Linked DNA regions of Homo sapiens: region 1 is linked to region 2. Evidence: chromatin loops called from intact Hi-C (ENCODE). Cell type or tissue: ascending aorta. All regions are shown on one strand. Each heading gives the region's core, and the rest is flanking DNA. Links, peaks and the distances in the headings are about the cores only.

The links. A loop is a pair of places that touch in the nucleus more often than their neighbours do. Peaks named below come from ENCODE experiments on the same cell type or tissue, not always from the same donor. Only the 100,000 strongest peaks of a DNase experiment are listed, where the experiment ranks them.
Region 1: it touches region 2 in a loop (1.8-fold over the local background); 4 of 110 quality-filtered maps call a loop at or near these places.

What each region holds. Positions count from the first base shown.
Region 1 is chr22:26,978,625-26,984,002 of GRCh38, forward strand. No RefSeq gene overlaps it. Among named protein-coding and RNA genes, the nearest start is that of LINC01422, 78 kb to the left of the region's middle. In ascending aorta, for the core only: no CTCF peak of the experiment used is centred there; a DNase peak (open chromatin) is centred at 3,097; H3K4me3 peaks cover 560 bases; H3K27ac peaks cover 1,641 bases.
Region 2 is chr22:26,892,480-26,897,857 of GRCh38, forward strand. No RefSeq gene overlaps it. Among named protein-coding and RNA genes, the nearest start is that of LINC01422, 8.1 kb to the right of the region's middle. In ascending aorta, for the core only: no CTCF peak of the experiment used is centred there; DNase peaks (open chromatin) are centred at 488, 2,538 and 2,855; H3K27ac peaks cover 3,759 bases.

The DNA of each region.
Region 1 (5,378 bases), core at 155-5,154, 86 kb after region 2:
CACAATTATTTCATCACACTCTAGCTCAGCTGAAGCTCCAGGCTGAGAGGTTAGAGGCTGGAGAATGAGGATATTAGGATTGATGGAGCAGTAGGCTTTGCAAAGATATGTGCCCCTCCTGGGCCATCTGCAGAGTTCTGGGACATCCCCTTGGGAGCACCTCTGAGCTCAAAGCCAGATGCTCCCCCTTTTCCTTTTATCCTAACCAGGTTTCACAAGAACAGATCCTATTGATCCCCAGTAGTAGCAGATTCTCTTTGTAGGAGTTCTCTGGGCAAGAAAAATCAGGCAGACCATAGGGAATAATCAGCCAGGAGGTATCTGGTCTAGCCACCTACCCTACCTCAATCCCATCCTCCATCTACTCCGAGGCTTGGGGCCCCTGAGCCCTCATCCCCAAAAGCTGGAGGAATCTTTCTTCCTTGACAATGCTGGGGACAGAGTCTGCATTAGACAAATCAACAAGGCCATCTCAGAAGAGACCAAATAGGAAATAAGAGGCCCCATTGCCTAATGGGACTTATCAATTATGATCTAGGGCCATATTTCTTTGAGGGGTGATTGTTTCACGGAGTCTGACATCTCATATAGCTTTAAATTACTCACAACCGGGATGGCTTACAAGATAGCAGTAAAATCAGGAGAGGATTGGGCAATGTAATTATAGTATGGAAATGATGTTGATCACTCAAGCAGGGAGCAGACCTTGAATAGAAAACCCTGCTCTGTCTCCCCACCCCCTGCCTTCCACAGCTCCCACTGGAGCTTTAGCCACCACATCCAGGAAACCGGGAGGTAACCTCCTTCCTACTTGGAAGCTGGAAGGTGGCCAGGTCCCTATGTAGAGTATAATGAGGTGTGGGGCTGGTGTGGACCAAGGGATCAGGACCAAGGGCAGATCCCATGGGACCCATTATCAGGTTAATGGGAAAATCTGAGTCGGCAGGGCTAACCCATTACGCTAGTTTACGAAGGTAACAATTTCCCAAACGGTTAATATGTGCGAAGAACTATATTAGGATCTGAAATTTTATACATATCCTTCCTTCCTCCCTCCTTCCCTTTCTTCCTTCCTTTCTCCCACCCACCCTTTCTTTCATCCATTCATCTATCCATTATCCATCCACTCTGAAATACTTCATTTCATTTTTAATTCCCCTCCTCCTTCCTTCCTTTATCCCGCCCATCCTTCCTTTCTTTCATCCATTCATCCATTCATGTATCCATCATCCACCCATCTGTTATGAAACTATTAAATCCATCCTTTCTTTCTTCCTCCCTCTCTCCCTTCCTTCCTTCCTTCCTTTTATCTACTCATTTACTGAGTACCACCTCCATGCCAGAAAATATGTAAGGCTTTCAAGGATACAGAGATGGATTATTTCAACTATTCAGTGAGCATATACTATGTGCAAACATTGTGCTAGCATCCAGATAAGGAAAAACTCATTATTCCTATTATTCCTCAAATACTTACGGATAATTGACAAGTTTGTAGGACTACTCACTGCTCATCAAATCAATTTCTTTTTTTTCCTGAGCACACAGTTTAAGCTACATCTCCCAGCCTTCCCTGCAGTGAGGTCTGGCCATGTGACTGAATTCTAACCAAAGAAACTTGAGCAGAAGTGATGTGGGCTAGTCCCTGGCTTAGCCACAAAATCATCCTACTCTTTCTCCAACCTGCCAGCTGGGCTTCAGCACCCAGTGTGACCCTAGAAGGCCACTTGTCGAAACTTGCAGGATCATCAGGAGCCTGGGTTCTTGAATGAACAAGTGGAACAGAGCTTCTCTCTCACTCCTGATCCTCTGCTGCCCTGAACCTGCATTGCATCATCAGGTAAATAAGATAAACCTGTGCTTTTTGGGCTGAAGGGGCATGGGTATTGTCAGTTGCAGTAGTCAGCTACACTCTATACCAGGTGCCGGGAATGTAAACATACATGCAAACCTTTCCTTGGCACCTACTGTGGTCCAGGCAGCATACTGAGTGCCCGGAATGTGGAGCACAGCTCATTCATTCAAACACTTATTGTTCTAGGCTCTGGGGCTATGGAGACAGATAAATAGCAATTAATTGGTCATTTTCACAAACATTCATTAGGTAATTAGTATGTCCTAGTCTTGGAGTTAAACACTGGGGGCACAGAGGACAATTTATTCAATCATGGATTAAGTTTCCTACCACGTGCTGGACACTAGGTTAAGCATTAGGGAATCGAAGATAGACAAGACTCCTGTCCTCAAGGCATTCACCATTTGGTGGAAGAGCCACATCACATCCTGGTGGTGTAAGTACAGAAAGTGTTCAAATAGAACTTTTTATGAGGTTGTGTGGTAACCCAGGAAATGATCTCTACTTGGAGCTGAGAAAGAAGAGGTGGGAGCAGGGAAGATTTCAATAAGTGGTGGTTTTATATCTGGGCAGATAATAGGTGGAAGGGAAATCCAGGCAGAGGACACAGCATGTACTAAGGAGGTGTGTCCTGGGATCAATGAGTTCTGCGTGACCGGAGCTCAGAGACAGGTGGCAAGGACAGAAGCAGGTGAACAGGGTGGCAGCCTGACTCCAGGGCAGATGCTCTTCTCTTTCTCCCTGCAGTGTTTGTGTGATTGGAGCTAGCAGGGGTCAGAGGCTAAGACTGACTCCACCTCTGGCTGAGGTGGGAGTAGACATTCTGTCTTATGCCTCTCCCACTTCCAAGGACGGCGGCTGTTTTGTTTCTCCTTTTTAAACAATACCTTTTACGGGAGCGCGAGCTCTTAATGTTATCCCACTAATATTATCTCCATTTTATGAATGAGCAAACTGATTATCAGAGAGGTAAATTACTCACTCAAATCACACAGCTGTCTGATCCCAGGGTTGGCACTTAAATGTCCAAGTGAGATCACATTCACGATGTGCTCGTGGCCCTTGCAGAGTAAGAAACAAGTTTCCAGCCCCAACAAAGATGCAGAGGCTCTGAAAGTCTCTGGGGGTGATTGACTATATTTGGCAGAGGCCAAGGAGCTTCTCCTCCCAAACACTAAACAGAACTGGCTCCACATGGAGCTGGTGTGTGTGTGTGTGTATGTGCGTGCAGTTAGGGGTATAAGGGTGGGGGAGTCCTAGCTGAGCCAGGACCAGCCCGAGCTATGCCGGGAAGGAATAAATCTCTCTCTGAGCCAACATTAATATAAGCTTGGCAGGTTCTGGGCAGGCCCCCGGTTGATTATGCCAATGGACACTGGGGAGGGGAAGATTAAGCTGCCGGAGGGTGGTGTGAATGCATATCACACAGGGTAATGCCTTGAAAATATATAGCATCTAAGCAGGCAGACAACTGAAGGCAGGGTAAAGGAGGATGGTGGGAGGTGGGGGATGGCATCTGTTTGCAATTATGATGACCAGAACCCACTGAACAAGGCTGAGGAATAAGATACCTAGGGTACCTACTTTAAGTGAGTTGCAGGAGAGCCAATTCTAAATTCATTACATGTTTACTGGGCACCTACTCAGTGCCAGGCACTAGGGGTAAAGGAGTGAATAGCCAGACACAGCCCTGCCCTCATGGAACTCATAGACCTAAGTAAGCCATCATGCCAATTGGATACATGTAACTGCAAAATGTGCATTAAGGAAGAGGGCAGAGAACAGTGAGGGCCTGTAGCAGCTTAGGTGGAGATCAGGGAGGTCTACCTGGAAGAGATGACATTTGAAAGGAGAGCTGGCCGGGTGCGGTGGCTCAGGCCTGTAATCCCAGCATTTTGGGAGGCCAAGGTGGGTGGATCACTTGAGGTCAGGAGTTCAAGACCAGCCTGGCCAACATGGTGAAACCCTGTCTCTACTAAAAATACAAAAAATTAGCTGGGCGTGGTGGCAGGCGCCTGTTAAGCCCAGCTACTTGGGAGACTGAGGCAGAAGAATCGCTTGAACCCAGTAGGCAGAGGTTGCAGTGAGTCGAGATCACACCACTGCACTCCAGCCTGGGCAACAGAATGAGACTCCGTCTAAAAAAAAAAAAAAAAAGCAAGTGTATTGGGGTTAATTGGTTCATTTTATCCCAGCACATCTGTGAGGGAATTTGACAAAGGTCATGAGGCTCAGCCCAGAATTTGAGAGCCATGGACAGCCATGTCCTAGAGAAAGAGCATGATGACCTGCATAGGAGTCTGGCTTGGAGATAGCTAATGGGAAAGATCTGAAAAGGCCAAGGGTCTATGGAGAGCCAGAGACCTCAAGACAGCATAGCAGAGCAGGTCACAGAGTAGGCTTCTTATCCCAGGGCTTTGGAGGCTAAGAAGCTGCCTTGAGCACTCATCAGCTGGAAATTCAAAAAGAAAATAACAAAAACCAAAATAAAATTTAAGATTATTTCCTTTGGAAACATCTTCTCACCTCAAGTTTGGAACGAGTGGTCTAATCTATTTGTCATGTATTAGTATGGTCATATTCAGCCAACATAGTGGTAATTATGGTAATAATGGATACCGGTAACAATAATTCATTCATTTGGTGAACAAATGAGAACTTACTATAGGACCAACACTAAACTAACAACTGGGAATAGATTGGCAGAGACTGGGATGAAGTCTGCTTCCATGGAGCCTGCTGTTTTGTCTAGGGTAATATTAACTACCCTTAGTTGAGAGTCTGCTAGGCACCATCTAAACAAGATGTGCCATGTCCCCATCCCCTTCCTTAACCTCCCAGCCACCCTCTGGAGATGGCACTCACAGCAGACATTGTTGGTCCCTGTTCAAATCCTCTTTGCCTGGTCGGTGCACCCAGCCCTGAGCTACTATGAGTGTTGGTTGCTGACTCCTCTCCCTGCTTCCCAAGATTGGCTCTAGAACTACCTTGCTCAGAAATGCCTGAGAAGTTAGGCACACTCAGGGATTGTCTGTAGTCAGTGACTAATATAGGAGCTCCCCTGTCTTCCTGGAGGGCAATATTTTGGTGTCATTCATGGTCCACAGCTCCCAGGAATCAGGCAGAGGTGAGCACTGAATTGAAACCACTACTTTGCCTGGCTTCTTCCCCTTCTCTGTTCAGTTCCCCTCATCTTTACAAGTTTTTCTCCTGAGAGCTCTCCCAAAAGAAATCTCTTGCATAAGAGTCACCAGAGCCTCAGGGACAGGACTAGGGTGAGGCAGAAGAGGCACTCAGGGCACAAAATGTAAGGAGGCTTCTACTTTCAGGGGTTGGCTTTGCACCTGTATGTGCCGGAGAGTGAGGGTTTCTTTAAATTTTGTACCCTGTGCACCTCACTTGCCATCTAAACAAGATGCGCCATACACACCCTCTTCTCCTGTCCTCACTCTGGCCCCAGTTCCAGACTTAGGTTCTCCTTAGGAAACACAACTCAAGACAGTATCTTCTATTGTACCTAATC
Region 2 (5,378 bases), core at 255-5,254:
TGGCCTGGGATGAGCTGTGACTCACAGCTTTGGGGCCATCCTCACATTGCAACTGTCAGGGTCCAGGAGAGTAGAGTGGCTCTGGGGACAGGGAGGCTCGTCCCGGCCCACCACTCGTTCACTGTGGGACCTTGGGCGAATGACCTCACTTCTCCAAGTCCCAGTTTCCTCCTCTGTCACATGCCAGCACCAGTTGTCTCTACCTCCTGGCACTATTGTGAAGATTAAACGAGCTAACACTTGTGTAGGAGTTGGCGCCGTGCCCAGCACAGTAAACACTCACATCAAGCTCAGTTTGGGCAGCTGCTGCCCCCAAATACTCTGATCACCTGTCGGAGGGTCCGAAGGGGCAGGGGAAGGCAGGCACTCTCATCCATGATCTTTAAGACCCTCAGCCCCTGAATGACCCTGAACCGGAGCCGGGGGTGGAGAAGAGGCAATTTTCCGACTTTGGGTCAGGACTGCCAAAGCCAATTAGGGAAGTCAGACGGGCGGCAGCCTCCAGCACCCAAGCAAACCGATGTGGCAGCCAGCGGAGGGGCCAGCTCACTCTGACCTTAAACCCAAACGCTCCTGCCCACATCTGCAGCTAAATAAACCAAGTAAATCATGCTGGCAGATAGATAATTAAATAATTATCAGGCACTTAATAACAAGGAGTGGGTGTTCTGAATTACCATATTAGACAGTGTCTTTGAGGACTAATTGTTGCATTACATCAGAGTTACTCATTCATTATTCTTGTCATTTCGGGTGATAATTTGCACTTTAGGAGACAGCGACAATTTTAGCAGGCAATTAGAGACGTGTCAGGCCTGGCCCCGTGAGTTACTGTCACAATTATTGCCTTTTTTTCCAGGGTCCTCATTTGCAGTCGTGTATTTAAGGGGATTTGGGTAATTCCAGGCCTGGGCAAAACAACCAACCCACGGGATAGCGGCAGGGTGAGGACACAGCAGCCGCCACCATTGGAGCAAGGAAGGGGCGGCTTTCCCAGAAGTGGTGGTGCGGAGCTCGGGCCAGCAGGCAGAGCTGAGCAGGGCTGTCGGAGCCACATCCAGTCACTGAAAACGAGAGTTCTACCTCCCAAGTAGTTCGTGATGCTGTCTGTTCCTCTCTTGGCTTCTTGCCACCCACTCAACCTAGGCTTTTGTTACTGCTTACCTGAACCTTTGCGATGAGTTCTTCCCAGGCCCTGGGGAGGCAGAAAGGAGGAGAGAATGAGAAGGGAGAACAGAGAAGAGGAGAGGGGAAGGAGTAAAAGAGAGGAAGGAAAAAAGATGTAGAAATCGTGTTTTTAACTTTCTGTCTTTGATGATGCTTGGGAATTGTGGAGGTCTTGAGGATCCAAGGAGGGAGTGCCCCTCCCAGGGTTAGGTAATTCCTAGAGGTAGCAAACCACTTCTCTTCTGAGCAAGCCTTTGATATGCAAACCAACCAATCCTGAGTCTTTTTTTCAACCTCCTGCCTTCCAGGACGCTATCCCCCTGTTCCAAATCACCCCAGGACCAGGAACCAGACAACTAGGGACTGCCCCTATAGCCCAGAGTCAGCCGAAATTATTCAAAATGGCCAATGCTAAGTCTGCCTACCCTGGCTCACCTGTTCTTTCCAGTAAAACCCATGATATTGTTATCATTAGTATTATTACTGTTTTTGAGACAAGGTCTCACTCTGTCTCCCAGGCTGGAGTACAGTGGCACAATCTTGGCTCACTGAAACCTGTGCCTCCCAGGCTCAAAAGATCCTCCCACTTCAGCCTCCCAAATAGCTGGGAGGACAGCGTGCACCACCGTGCCAGGCTAATTTTTTGTACTTCTTGTAGAGGCTGGGTTTCACCATGTTGCCCAGGCTAGTCTCGAACTCCTGGGCTCAAGAGATCTGCCTGCCTCGGCCTCCCAAAGTGCTGGGATTATAGGTGTGAGCCACCATGCCCAGCCTATTATTATTATTATTATTTTATTTTGGCTACCATTAACTGAGAAAACAAAATCCATGATAAAGGCCCTGGCCTATGCTTTCCCTGGCTGCTTCTGCCCTGTGTAACGTGTTACGCCCCCTCCTCTTGGGAACTGTGAGTAATAAACTATCTTTTCAATAGCAGTCGTCTTCCTGCTGTGTGGGTCTCACCTAAATAAAAACAAAATCCTGTGTGCAAAATAGAAAAGAGTATAGGAAACAAGAGAAGAGAATAGAAGAAGGAAGAGAAAAATGAAAGAAAAGAAAGAAGAGAGGGAGATGGAGAGAGAAATAAGAGAGAAAAGGGAACGGGAGAAAAAAGTTTGAAAGAAGGAGAGAGAAGACTGGAGAAAATGAAGAGGGAGAGAGATGAGAAAAGGGAAAAATCAATGTGGAAAGGAAGGAAAGGGAGAGGGAGAAGAAAGAGATGGGGGAGAAGTGGAGGAAGAAGGGGAAGACTGGAGGGAAGTTTGCATGTGAAAGTTATATATGAAACCAACATTTTTTTTTCCATTGCTTGGAGTGTTTACTTTTCAGTGAAATCCAGTGTCTGGGTTCATTTACCCACAGCTGACTCACTTGACCCTGGGCAACTTCAGAACAGACACCACGAATCAATGACTCAGAATAGGCTCTCAGAAAATATTTTTAACTGGCTCCACAGTGTGAATCAAGAAAAATAAAGCACGATTAAATACAAACGTGAAACTCCACAGAAAGAGAAGAGTTTCAGCTTCAAAGCAATGACTTCTTAGCTCTGTTCTTAGCAATTAGACAGGAAGAGACTGCAGTGGCTGAACTGGGCCTCCTTTTTCCTTGGCTTAGACTTGGAAGGAATTATCGGTTCAGAATGCATGCTGCCAGGAGAGAGGGCAGCTGCTGGAGGAATGTGTGGCCCAGTAACAGTCAGAGGTAGTAAAACTCCGTGCCTCAGAATGTAGGCCTGGAGTCTCAGCTCCACTACTTATTAGCTGTGTGACCTTGGGCAAGTCACATTTCTGAAATCATAATTTTCTCATCTCAAGGTTGATGTGCTAGTGGGCTTTGCTGAGCTTTATAACAAAATCAAGTCTATAAAGAATTATGGGCCAGGCACTGTGGCTCACACCTGTAATACTACACTTTGGGAAGCCAAGGTGGGGGGATCGCTTGAGGCCAGGAGTTTGAAACCAGCCTGGGCAGCATAGTGAGACTCCCATCTCTACAAAAACTAGAAAAACTAGCTGGGTGTGGTGACGAGCACCTGTAGTGCCAGACACTTGGGAGGCTGAGGGGGAAGATCTCTTGAGCCCAGGAGTTGGAGGCTGCAGTGAGCTCTGACTGAACCATTGCACTCCAACCTGGGTGGCAGAGTGAGACCTTTACTCTCCACTAAAAAAATGCATAGGACCTGATGCAAAGAAAGTGTTTCTGGGTAAGTGGGAGCTACTGTTTTATTATTATTATTTTAAATTTGATTTAGTGTATGGTTATCTGTCCCTGTGTGGCTTTGATCTGAACCCACCATCTCCCTGGTCCTATCGGGTTAGAAGGTGATTCTGGTGTTTGGGCTGGTTCCCTCTGGCACTGGAACTGGCCCTTCCTAAGATGGTTCCTCTGAGGGTTAGGATTTTCCCTTGACCTCACTCCTTGGGGCATGCTACCCCAAACGTCGCAAGTCCACTCCCTGGCTGGGAAGCAGAAGGAAGGGCCATCTACAACATGCACTCAGCATCCACTGCATGCCAAGCCTCATGCCAACCACATAACATTCATCACTTTATTAAGCCTCACAGTAGCCTCTGAAGTAGGGGCAAGTAATCCATTCCCATTTTACACATGAGACAGGCAAAGAGAGGTAGAATAGGTTCTTTAGGGTGATACAGCCACTCAGTGGCAGAGTCAAGATTTGAGCCTGACTCAGGATCTTTTTGCAGTCTTCCCTGTCTCCTAAGATGCAATATCATTACCTGATGTGGTCACCCCACAGGTGAAAAACTCTAACAGTGCTTTGAACCCATTTCTGCAGCAAGAGTTGGCTTCATACGCAAAATGGGTTTTTCCCAAATGTGTAAAAAATTATATTTGAAGAAAACCACAAACGATTATGTAAAAAGTAAAAGTGACTGTGGACATTGCATTTTAAGGATAAGTATAACATATATAAATCTATGTGTGTATATATATACACACACACACACATACATCCTACACGCACGCACGCACACATATATGCATAAGCTAAATGGAGTTAATTAAGTTAAAACCACAGTAAATCTGACAGATTCATATTAACACGATGGTCAAAACTGTAGGAAATATAGTATTTTGAAAAAGAATAAATCCAGCCAATTACAGATTTATGTTGACGCCAGCACAGTTACCACCGTTTTACAATAATCATTGATCAATCAACGTTTTATGACAAAACTATAATTTTCACGTGTTTCACCCTCACCTAAAAGTTTCCTCGTTTGCTTAATTCCCGGAATGTGATTCCATAAATCTTTCTCTTTGCGATATTAAGTAGATAATAAGAATGCCATGTAAGATTTGCTTATGGTTTAAACCACAGTTGCAAATGATTTATAATTAGGGCCAAATCTAAGACAAAACATTATTAAAGTCAAAACCTGCTGTAAATTGGTGCGGTTGGCTTGGGCATTTAGGAATTTATCGGGGTTTGATGCCAGTATTTCCTCTGGTGATTTCCAAGGGGTCTGCTGACACCAAGGGGAGATATTTATGATTAAGGGAAAGCTGCAGAACTACCGGGGTGTCCCTGGTGGCATCAGCCAAGGGGACTGCCAGGCCTGACTCCGTGTGTCATCATCAAAGGCAAAACCCTCAGTGTGGGTCTCTCTAGGCATGTCAGCCAACACTGAGGTGCTCAGAGTCCACCCTGCTCTTCCCACGGGCCGATCTCCTTGGAGTTTTCAGCTGAAGAAGTTTCTTGGAACAAATCAGACCATGAGAGTGTCACTTGTGCAACATGTGTTTATTGAGCACCTACTATGTGCAAGGTCTTGGGGATACAGTGGTTAACTAATGAAGCAAATATCTCTGCTCTCATAGTGTTGTGGAGAAGAGACTTAATCCTCTACACATAGGAGGTAAGGCAGAGGCCAATGTAGGTGGGAGGCCCTGGAGAGATGCGGGTAATGGGGGAGAGGGAAGCAGGTAGGAAGTGGGAGAGAAGCTAGACTGTTGGAGAGTGGGAAGGGAGGCTGGTGGGAGGTGAGGGGGAAGTTACAGGGATACAGGGGAGGCTGGTAAGGGGTGGGAGGGAGGATGTAGAGTCCATTTAAAATAAAGTTGTCAAGGAAGGCCCCCTGGAGGAGGAGGTGGTTCCTTTGTTTTAGGGGTGGAGGAGTGAGCCAGGGTCTGTCTAGGGAAAGAGCATTGGTAGATCTCTTTCTGAGGAGGAGAGATCAGTAAAT